Linked DNA regions of Homo sapiens: region 1 is linked to region 2. The links are chromatin loops, found by intact Hi-C in ENCODE. Cell type or tissue: endothelial cell of umbilical vein. All regions are shown on one strand. Links, peaks and the distances in the headings refer to the core of each region. The heading gives the core; the rest is flanking DNA.

Region 1 (6,381 bases), core at 531-5,530, 55 kb before region 2:
ACAATGGAGATGCTGAGTATGTATCAAGCAGCTGAGCAGTCATGGCAGAAAGGAGTGGAGGGGCAAGAGAGAAGTTAAGAGGAAAAAGCCCTGGTCTCGATACTAAAAACAAAATCAGCCTCATAAGGGACAGAAGTTGGGTGTGGTGGACTCAAGGGAAAAGATTCAAATGCAGACATGCTTCCCTGACTTCACTTGACACCAAAAGTTACCAAACAAATGGCCATGCTTTAAGCAACACGAAGGAGTTTCCACATTTTTAACCTTCTTTAGAAGGCAACTGAATCCAAGACAGCAGTGGCTTTAGCTATCAGCCTTTAAGGTACATATAAACCAACATCCAAATCTACTAGAGTTCAAAGAACTGCTGCCCTTGAGGAGGCAACTCAAATCTGCCCTACCATGCATAGATGGAGGAATTGTGTTTCAAAACACAGGCATGGCACTTTCTACTTTCTCTTTCCTTCCTGCCTGCCTGTCCGCCCTCCCTCCCTCTTGACATCCCTTCCTCCTTCCCTCCCACCTTCCTTTCTAGTTCTGAATAATCCATCTGCTTTCACATTACATATGTGAAAGTCAGAGTTGCTTAAACCAAGAGGATGTCCTAAAAACACCTAGAGTTCCCATTTGTTTCTGATGTCCATCACCCTTGGGATAAAATGTCAGTGGGCTTTGTAAAAGAAATTTACTAAATGTATAAAATCTTACTTTTCATGTGATCTCAGTTGTTGAGGAACTGGAGATGGAAGTGGTACCTGTTCTGATGAGTGTAGAACTAATTTGCTCAAAAATCAACAGATGAATGCAAAAAGAAAAAAAAAGGAAACTAAACAAAGTTTTCCTTTTTATAAGAGAAAGTGGTTGATTTCTATCGTTTACAGAAAAATAAACCTGAATTTATCCCTAGATATTAAAACATGGCATTTATAAAGCATTACTAAGATTTAAAATAGCACATGTTACATGGTATAAAATGTCTTAAATGAATAATAAAAGCCCTCAGGAAAATTCCTTTGTGGTTCCAAACAGAAACACTGCAAGAGTCCATTAAAATGCTCAGTAAGTGAAAAGTAGCGCCTCATTCTCTTACTCCAAGAGTGTCCAACAGTGGGATTGCTCTGTTACAGCTAAGCCTTCAGACCACCCTGAGACTTCATTTTGGCATCAACAAGCATTTCACCTTCTACATGGGTCCATCATTATCCCACTCCACTTTTCTTAAAAGAATCTATGTGCATGTTTTGATGGACAATGTCCTTAACAAATATACCAAGAGACAACCCACCACCTCCACCCAAAGTCTTCACAGAGCTATGCCTTCTGTAAAATCAACGCATACCTTGAGCAAGAGGTTGAAGGGGAAGGGCAGGCTGCCCGGGCTGAATTGTCAGAAGGCCTTGGCGCTGCAAAGACAGGAGGTGCTGCTGCTGTAACTGCTGCATCTGTAAAAGCTGCTGCTGAAAAGCCAACTGCTGGGTAGCCACCTGCTGTTGCTGTAAGAAATCAGGAAGAAAAAATGAGATGGCCACTTCCCAAGGAAGGTTAAAAGTATGGACACTTCAAAACTCACCATCATCATCAAATGCTGAGAATGGTCACTGGAGCTCAGTGGAGGGCTCCGTGTCAAGGTTTAAAAGGGACAAAGCATACCTCCTCTGAGGAGGGGTGGGGAGATGAGCGTGTTATCTTTCTACTGCCCGCTCCCATAAACACATAATTCGTCCATCAAGCCAGCTTTCCCCCCAGTTTGAAAGGTCTGAGTTTTGTCATCAAGATGTAAACTTTTAGACTTTGAAATTTTTAATTATGCACACTAGAGAGAAGACTGCATCACTCTAGTCTGAAGGGGTCTGAACCCCGAACCTTTGAGGTGTAAAAGAACAAGTTGCCTCCCTCCCTGCCTGCACCGGCAGAAGCTTTTAACTACTCTGTTTATCACTTCTGACATAAATAAATGAGAAAAAATCAGACCTTTGAAGAAGAAAAACTTCATCTAATATTGTTAATTAGCCATGACAAACGATGAAATAACATTGTAAATCTTTCACAGAAACAGCCACTAGATTTTAATTACACACATTCATAATTTAGCAAACAACATCGTACTCGACTGTGAGTTTAACATGAACGACAGTCTAAGCTTCAGATGCCTTAACATGGCTTTAGTCTCAGAAACTCCCAGGTCTGGTGGCTTGTCCTGCTTCCCCCATCTGCTTTGTTCTTGAAAAGAAGGGGCTTTACGATATGATAAATATCTTTTTGTTGATTGGACAATGACAGGAGGAAAACTTTTGTTGTGTAAAACATCAATACATCATTCCTGTGTTTAGCAGGCCTTGCTTCAGCCAAAAAAATTAATGTAGATTTCCTCAGTAATTATCTGAGTGATAGAAAGATAATACAGTGCAGTAGTACAATAAATAGAAGGAAATTATCTAATATCCTTAATCTGCTAGCAATCGTATCGAGGTGGAGGTCTTAGCCACATTATGGCTAACAATTATAAAAGGAAAACTAACCCTTCCCAAACTGTAGCAAAAAAAAAAGAAAAGTTTCTTCAAGAAAAGAACAAGATCAGTGTTCCTAATTCTGAGTATGATTCAAAAGATCAGAGAGACTTTTACAACTAAAAGGACTATCCAAGCCCTTTCAGAGCTTACATGTTCTGGCTAATAACTATACTTTACAAACAACTGCATTCACTTAACCTAACACATGACCTTGATCTGATACATCCATAAAATGGTATGTATATCAAGACCTTCTGATGCAAAGTTCAAAGAAAGAGAAAAATGGTGGTTTCCTTTCGGTCTTCATGTAGTTTATTTTACAGTAAAAACCATCATTCTCATATTAGCAACCAATTTCAGACTTACTACCATGCCACTGAGAAAGTTAATTGAGTTTCACTCCAAAAAACAAATTCTATACCACTAACAACAAAAATTTAAATAAATTTAAATGAAAAGCCAGTGTTTTCATTTTAAGAACAGCATGCATAAAATGATCCAATTGTTTTCACCCCTTCCCAAGTTATCACATTAATGTAAAACCCAGTGATAGTTATATTCATGTCAAAACGATTTTTTCACTTCTTCAACAGATATTAACTCACAACATTACAAAAAAAAGGGAAGAGAAAAAAACAACATTGACACAATAAAAGATCAGGGAATTAGCTTTTCTGAAAGCAGACTATAATGGGGGGGGTACAGCTGGAGGTGGGGGAGGGTGTTTCCTGCCTTACTGTAAATGAAATGTTTAAAAATTTTGTATTTATGTAAAATGACTGATGCCTTTTCTGTTGTCTCTGTGGCCATCCCTAGGAAAAAGCTCATGAAAGCTGTCTACGTTTGAAAAGCCAGGATATAAAAGTATACAAGGCCCATTGTCCAAAGAAAGAATTTAAAAGCAACACCGGTTGCCAAACTGCGCTCCCCACCCAGTTACCAAACACAGGATACGGGTCCATTTGTTTACTTCTCACAATTGAATGCATACAAAAAAGGTCTCCGTGCAGTCCCCTCGGCAGGTCAGTAGTCAGTGTTAAAATGCTAAAATGCCCTGATAAACCTCGAGTTTCGGATCCCCTCCCTAGAGCTGCAGTCAAAGGTCTGTTTTCCTTTCTTCGGCTACTCCCTACTGCCTAACATAAACTGTCATAACTGCCCGGGACAAACGGCCCTTTTAAAACAATCAACTTAGCCTACCTCACCCGCACAGGATGGAATCTTTTTTTGTAGCTCGATTTAAAATGAATTCTGCTGTCTATTTTCCTCACCACTTCTGTCCAATATTCATGAGCAGTCACTTCAATAGCTGTATTGGGCCTACATCCTCTCTTCCTCCCCTACCTAAGAGCACGTATCTTCTTAAGGAAGGTCCTGTCTTGGTCCAACCCAATATGGAGCCAAACTTTCCCAAGGAAACATCTCAAGGCAACTTTAGGAGGGAAGGAAAAAAAAAAGAGCAAAGGTACATCGTTCTGGCCAAAGATCAGGTGTCTTATTGCAGAGGTAATCAAAACAGGAAAAAAAGGGGGTGGGGGGAGCCTGACAATATAAAATTATGAGCCGCTAATGACTGGGGACTCAGTAAATTAACATACTTGTTCCATCTGTCAACAACCAAGTTCAAACCTTGTTAAAATCATAACCACCAGTCCACATCATGAAAATGCTACCGTGTGACTCCATCTCATTTTAGCACAAAAGGACCACCACCTGCATGATAATTCCAGGAGACTGGTCCCTACCTCAGGAAACTACAGATCTCCTAAGCATTGTTACCCTGGGTCTCAGACAAATCCACTGGCACCATGAATCCAAGGAGACCCATCCACTGGTCTGCCTACCTCAAAGGATATTCAAAGCAACCTATCTCCTGGGTCACCTTTGCCTGGGAAGTGGATGACAAAGCATGGACCACAGCAAACCTAGCGACCTGGAGATGCAAGAATGTTCCTACAATGTCTTGCTTTCTCCTTGTTTAGACACAAAGTGTTCTCCTTCTCCCCTACACTCCCCACCCCCTGCCACTCCCTTCCCAAACTCAGGGACCACTATCATCTTTGTGCTCTGAGATGCTTTCCTTTCTGACAACAGCAATTTGGGAGAGGTAACTTTTATCCTTCTTTCTGCTGTGTAACTTTCCCCTTCCCATTTCTTTATGTGCCCTCTGAGCTCATCTGAACTTTCATGTTCTCCCAGCATGCAGACGTGCATTCCAAACTATGTCTCACAGACCAAATAAGAGGTTAATAAGAAGTGGCAACAGAAAGGAAAAACGCAATCCCTGGTAACTGATAAGAATGACAGTGGCAGCCCTTTTTTGTTTGTCTTCAAATATAGAGTTAAAGATCTTTAAAAAACTAAATTTTGATGCCTTTGAAAAGAAAGAAGCACAAAATAACAACAGGGGGTTATTGCCTGCAAGCCACAGGGGAGAAACTCCATAATTCTTATTCTCCCTTTTGAAGGCTGTTAGCAATCTGATTCAAAAAAGCAACAGCAGAAGGGGAAACCTCTTGAGGCTGTAACCATTTCCTGTGATCATGCATAATGTGCTTCAAAAGTGGGTTTTTACCAATTCTGTTGATCAATTGCACCTCCTTCATACCCCTTCTTTTTTCTGCTGTGTTTACATCTGATGTGACTCAATGACAAGCACTGTCTGAGACTGTGAAACAGGCCTGTCATGTTGATTTATGGGCGCATCAAACCACAACTTGTCCAAACTGAAGCTCGCAGTTCATTAATTAGAGAGTTGTGACTTTGAAGTCAGCTTTCAGACTGTGGTTTTTAACATTTGGCTTAATTTATATGCTCTTGAATGTGGATCTCTAAGGAAAAAACTGAAATTCCCTTCTTGTCTTTGAACTTCTTTTGACCGCACAATAATCATTTCTTTGTCCAGAGTGATGCCTGCAATCCCAGAGTCATTAACGCGCATTGAACTGCCACTGATGAGTAAGCCCTGCTGAATTAGAAAAACAGCCAGCAAAACAAAGCTGAGAGCCTTCTGCACAGTGATATCTCACAATTACATGCCTTCCCTCCCTGTGCCATTTCCATTTTAATTACTGTTAGTCCTTTAGATTTACATTTTAGACACTTTTTAATCTGTTCCCTTTTTTATTATAGCAGCACCCGGTAGAGCGCCACTGTACTTAAGGTTGTGTCAGCATTTTCATTAAAACACCTCCTCCCCTTCACCCCAAAACTGCCCCTACTCTGCAGGGGTTTACATCCGGCTGCTCAACAGGACTCCAGGGTGAAAACTTGGCAGGACATGGAAAACGTCCCCAATTTGTGTCAAGGGAGGAGGCAGCAAAGGGAGAATGTCTGGGTCACTCCCAGGGTGTAAAATTAGCACAGCCCAGCATCCTCACTTAGGTGAGGGACAGGGACGTCGAGTCACCTGGTAAGACTCCCTGCAAAAGAACAAAAGTGGCCACCTGCTTAGGGCTGGTGAAGAAGCTGTTAAAGTGGATGAGGTGCTGTATATAGAATTATAAATTGTGTCATCCCAAGGAGAACACTTAAACAAAAAGAATTTTCAGTCCACTGTAAAAATATGAGGAGGCAAGTTAAATTGGATAACTCTGGAATGGGTAGAAAGATGTCATAATAACGCACACATGCACACGGATACTCCCACAACTGAGTCTCACCCACGCAGAACTGAATAGAAGGTGAACTGGTAACTCCCTGGAAAGAAAGGCCTTATCATTTATGGGACGAATGCTGTCAACCTTCATGGTGTGGCATAATGTGATAAGTTATGGACACTACCAAGCGTGGTGCATATAGAAGCTATTATGATATACTTTTCTCCACCCTGCCCAAGAAAACACAACCCAAGCTGGAGTCTTCTCTAACT
Region 2 (5,575 bases), core at 1-5,000:
CTGAACTTGGGGGAAAGAGTGAACTTGGGTTCCAGAAATGAACTGGGAAGCAGAAAGAAAACAGCATGGAGGCCAGGGGGTACTGATTTGAAGAAGTTTAAATGATGGCATTTTCCAAAAAAAACAAGTTAGCCCATGCAATGTATTACTAAGAAGGCCAGACAGGTTAGAAGGATGGAGACATGGCCACTAAATTTAGTGACAATAAAATTCAAGAAAATGATGAGGAGAAAAGCCAGACTTGGGAGGAGTTTAGGAAAGAAAGTGACTGGGAAAAAGCAAAAAAAAAAAAAAAAACACCACAAGGAAGCAGCAGGCACAATATTCTGAGTCTAAAAGCTTGGCAGCAAAAGAAGGAGCTAGAGGAGAGTAGCTGGGAAGGATCGAGTCATTCAAAGTTTTGGAACTACCCATTTAAACTCCACATTTACCATGAACACCGCTAAACGTTGAGCTCTGTCTGCTTGAATATTTACCAAAGTTCTTCAATGGGACATAATGTAAAAGGACAAGGGCCGGCGCTCTTTGCCCAACTGTGTCCAGCAGCTTTAAATTCTACTACTTAAGTAGTTAAAAATCTGTTCTTTTGTTGAAGGAGAGAACTTATGAATAGAAGGCAGCAACCCCAGACCCTTTAGAAATGACTAGTATTCAGTCCCTGTAATTTACCGGGCAATAATTTCAAACTCAAACAATCCCAACAGCAAGGTGGCTGAAGTCCACCAAAAGTTCAAAATGGGATATGTTCTCTTTAAAATTTTGAGAGCGACTAAATATGACAACCATCTGATGTATGAAAATTATTCACAACCAAAAACAGACAGTCTGGAAATAGCCGGGATGACTTCATTTAGACAGAATTACCCAAATCTGTTTCTAATATACACAGTACACATAATAAATTTTTACAATATGACAAGGAAAACAAACTTAATAAAAGTTCCCGATCTTTTGTTACACAAGCATGCTATATCCATGCTATGTTTATAATAGTTTGCTCATGATATCACAGCTCAGTAACAAAGGCCCAAGCAATACAAAAACAGTTACTAGGCATGACATCAGCTCACAACTACCGTAATTACATCGGTACACAAATTTCCCAAACTGTACATTTTCCAAACTGCTTCTCAATTTCAACGGCTGCCTTTAGACAATTACTTGCAGAGCTGTCTGCAGGCTTTGAGTAATACCCGTCTTTCTTCTCTTTCCCAAGCGTCATTTCCCTTTAGAAAGTGCATATTTCAATTATAAGCACTATTTTTCAAATATGCCCATCAACATATGTCCAAATTAGGAGACGGTGTGGTCTGGTGGTTAGCGAGGAGCATTAAGCATCAGCAACTCTGATTCCATTCCTTTTGCTTTCCCTGTTTGCGGGGCCCAGGTGGTAGCTCAGGGAGAGGCAGTAGAGTGTAATGGATGAAAGCATAGACTCTTGAGCCAGATTGTGTGGGCTAGAATCCCAGCTCTGCCACTTATCAGCTGTATGGCCTTGGACAAGTTAACTTCTCTATGCTCCACTTTCCTCCCCTGTAAAATGGGAATAATAATAGAACTTACCCCATATGGTTGTTGTACAGTAGTTGGCTCCTAGAAAGTACTATATAGTATTTACTATTTAATATGATAACTATTATCTTTCTGGGACTCAGTTTCCTGTTTGAAAACCTGGCTTAAATTAACCTGACTTAGGGTAAACTGTTTAATTTTTCTAATGTCAGGGTAGGGGGTTGCAGCCTGGTCACATTATCTCAAGATAGTGAAGTTCAATGAGTAAAGTTTGAATGAATGAATGCATGCATGTATGAATGAATGAATGAAAATATAGGTCCTGAAAATAACCCATAGTTACAGAAGTGAAAAATACTATATTGTGGAACTTGAGCTTCATCCTATTTTCTCTAATTGCTTATTTTCATGTTCCTGCAATGAATGTTGATAAACATCTCTGACCCAATAGAAATAATAAGTGTAGGGAAAACAGATATTGCCTTGTGATTTTAGAAGTGTATTTCTCTAAGCACCAAACTTTTCGAGCTCATCCTATATGCACAACCTCTGTCTCACCGTGTTGTGTGGTCAGCTGGCTTTCCTGACCGGGCAGGGTGCCAGGGGAGTGCGACTACCTCCATTGTCACTTCTGGTCCATGGTATTGCACCAAATGCTGTTATTCTAGGCTCCAGGAAATTTTCTAACCACTGGACAGGGTCCAATGCTGTGTGCTAATGAGTTTCAGATTGGAGGACCTCACTGTGCATGTGTCAGAAAAGTGCCACGGTTTATAGCAAGGTGGGGGGAGGGAAGAAAAGACACACCAAAAGAAAAAACAGTAGTTAAAAAATGCTGGCTACTCAAATTGACAGGGAACGTGACCTCTGCACTTCAGCAGAAATTCTTGCAGACTTACAAAATAAAGGAGTTTGCTTTTATCGCACACTGTGAGACTCATATGGAAAAATGGAAAACACTACATCACTTGACCTCAGCGTGCCCCCTTTCAACCACAGACGAATATTGTGTACAAAAATTCTAAATCAACTTAAGATGTTCCCCCCCCAAAAAAAGAGAGAGGCTTTAATTTTCTACATTAGACTTGATGATCACTATTTTGGTTCTGAGATTTTGCTCAGAAGATTCACACAGGAAAAAGACTCAAAATTCCAGGAAGAGTATTTTACCACTTTGGGGATAATGATGTAGTGGTCTCTATTGGCGGGGCGCATCATCGTCTATACTCCCATTGCACTGGAGAATACTGAGCAAGCCTGACTCGCCCAGGCCTGAAAGTCACTCAAGACTAAAATCATGATTATTTGCTTACATTAACAGAACACTAAAACCAATTTTAAACAACTTAAGGAAACTCGAGCCATCTTTGCTGGGTGATTCACTGCCATGGGAAACCAAGAAGCTCTTTTCTCCCTTCAAGGCAACCAATAGGCTTGATAGCAAGACCTCATTGTGGGATCACAGCCTATCCAAGAAGAAGCCGCCCTTCTGCTGCTGTTGCTGCTGCTTTTATTTTTTTCGTTAAGAAGAATCACTTCTTAGGAGTGTCTAACAGAACTTTTGAGTAATGAGATTACATTTCAGTTTTTTTTCTTTTGCCACACTTAGTCCTGGGGACTTTAAAAATCCAATTCTTTCACATCCTCTAACTGTCATCAACATTTTTTCAGATGGTGTCAATAAAATTGATTGCTTGCAGTTCTGAATTCTGTTCTGCATATGGAAACAATATAATTTATTTTAAAGAATTTTCAATAGGGATGGAAGGAGAAATGGAACCTCAGGAAACCCATCCACAACATTTGGGGAGGGGTGGGAGGGAGCAAATCCAAAGCAAAGTAAACATCCTGAACATTACCGGACGCTGGAAACTTTGACAAAACGTCCTGATATATAAACCCTAAACCTGACTGTTGTGCTGACTGATACATCTTTCTGTCAGATATGAATGATGTTTCTGGAGCATTAATATGTTCATTAAATTCTAACTCCCTATACTTAAAATATTCTCTACTTTGGCTCAGAGGCATCTTGACAGCTTTGTTGTAATCATATATGTGAGGCCCCCAGTCTACACAGTTGTAGAGATGCCTCATACCTACAACCAATCTGTTGCTTTTACAAGTTCAATCTAGTTATTAAGCAGCTGATTGTGGAACCACGTTGCTTCGACATCTTCAACTCAGCTGTATATCACAGAAACCACTATGGGTGGTGACAGAGTCCCATGATGCCTAGCAACTGTACATGCCCCTAACTCCTTAATCCGTGATACTACAAAATATGGCTTGCGTTTTCTTTTTTTTTCCCCCTCTTTCCCTGAAGCACAAGTGGACGACCAGCAAGGGTCCGACAGTGTTATTCCTAATTACCTTTTTTTTCACTCTTGATCCTGTGGCTCTCATAATTAGTTACCTGGGGCTGCAATCCAATTTGAAGTGATGACAAGAAAGTGATCCATGAAAAAGTAATAAGTTAAATCCAATTTCAGCCTTCCTCTAATTAAATGCACATGGAACTAATGACTCCAACCCTAGCATTTTAGTGATAATGGTAATTAGCGAGGTGGGAGTCACTCTCTTTTTCAACACTGGAGGTGTAAACCACAAGGTAAAATGGCAGGAGCACTCTTAATTACATGTGTCATTTTGTCAGCAATTTACACATTTTTGACCAGTCAAGTATGTTTTTCCCCTGTCCCTCTCCACCTCCTAGCCCCAACAATGATTATAATAAACTAGTCCATGTTCCAAACGCATGGACGCTCATAAGAGCACTTCAGACTTGAAAATAAGAAATAACTTTGCTTTGCTGTTGTTGATCACCTTTCTGTCCCCACCACACACACAGACACACACAGAGACACACACGCACAGGCACACACACAGACAAATAAAGATATACTTAGGGTAATTATGCAGATCTGAGTCCTCTTAATTGAAATCCAGATATTTATAGTGGAACTGATTTTTGTTGGTTTCAGCTGTCTTTTTTTTGCTTATAATATGGAAAATAGCGTAATTTACTTATTTATGGAAAATATGACACTCAGTAGGTGCTGAGTAAACACACATAAAAAGAGAGGCAATAATTAACCTCTTGACGGCACACTGGTTATCTGTGGTTCTAAAAAACCTGGCTTCCCATCCTGGTGCTGTTACTACCTTTGTGCTGTGTAGCAAGTCAGTTAATCTCTCTGTTTCCATCTTCCTCATCCATTAAATGATTTAAGGACACTGCCTATACTACAGAGTAGCTAAGGAGCTGGCCCACGTTCAGCACTGACTAAACATTCATTATCTATCACACTTTGCATGTGGTGGCAAAGACATGATTACATATAAAATATTAGCATCACATTTGCATTGTAATTCTTAGATACATTTAAACTAGTGATCATATAATTAAAGTCCAAACTGAGTTCCTTATTTTTTGTTTCTTTTTGAGACAGAGTCTCGCTGTCGCCCAGGCTGGAGTGCAGTGGCGTGATCTCGGCTCACTGCAACCTCCGCCTTCCAGGTTCAAGCGATTCTCCTGCCTCAGCCTCCCGAGTAGCTGGGACTACAGGTGCGTGCCACCACGCCCAGCTAATTTTTGCAAGATGGGGTTTCACCTTGTTGGCCAGGCTGGTCTTGAACACCTGACCTTGTGATCCGCTCGCCTTGGCTTCTCAAAGTGCTGGGGTTATAGGCGTGAGCCATTGCACCCGGCCACTTTTTTTTTTTTTTAATCGAAATAGAGTCTTGCTATGTTACCCAGACTGGCCTCAAACTCCTGAGCTCAAGAGATCCTCTGGCCTCAGCCTTCTTAGTAGCTGAGATATGGTGCACACCACTGCAGTTGCACCTGGTTCAAATAGGGATTTTTTTTTTTTTTTTTTGAGCTAGGATCTTGCTCTGTTTCCCAGGCTGGAATGCGGTGGCACCATCATGGCTCATTGTAGCCTCTACCTCCTGGGCTCATTCAATCCTGCCACCTCAGCCATCAGAGTAGCTGGGACTACAGGCACCGGGCCCGGCTAATATTTTTGTATTATTCACAGAGATGGGGTTTTGCCATGTT

Evidence for each region. A loop is a pair of places that touch in the nucleus more often than their neighbours do. Peaks named below come from ENCODE experiments on the same cell type or tissue, not always from the same donor. Only the 100,000 strongest peaks of a DNase experiment are listed, where the experiment ranks them.
Region 1: it touches region 2 in a loop (4-fold over the local background); 4 of 110 quality-filtered maps call a loop at or near these places.

The regions. Positions count from the first base shown.
Region 1 is chr3:71,045,603-71,051,983 of GRCh38, forward strand. FOXP1 (forkhead box P1) reads right to left here. Exons shown (of 21, transcript NM_001349338.3): 10 at 1,340-1,493. Among named protein-coding and RNA genes, the nearest start is that of FOXP1-AS1, 240 kb to the right of the region's middle. RefSeq lists enhancers at 4,404-6,098, 5,276-5,839. In endothelial cell of umbilical vein, for the core only: no CTCF peak of the experiment used is centred there; DNase peaks (open chromatin) are centred at 2,489, 3,529, 4,739, 5,469 and 1 weaker place; H3K27ac peaks cover 4,022 bases.
Region 2 is chr3:71,101,399-71,106,973 of GRCh38, forward strand. All of the region lies in intron 7 of FOXP1 (forkhead box P1), which reads right to left. Among named protein-coding and RNA genes, the nearest start is that of FOXP1-AS1, 190 kb to the right of the region's middle. RefSeq lists an enhancer at 3,007-4,504. In endothelial cell of umbilical vein, for the core only: no CTCF peak of the experiment used is centred there; DNase peaks (open chromatin) are centred at 1,043, 2,193 and 2,883; H3K27ac peaks cover 3,717 bases.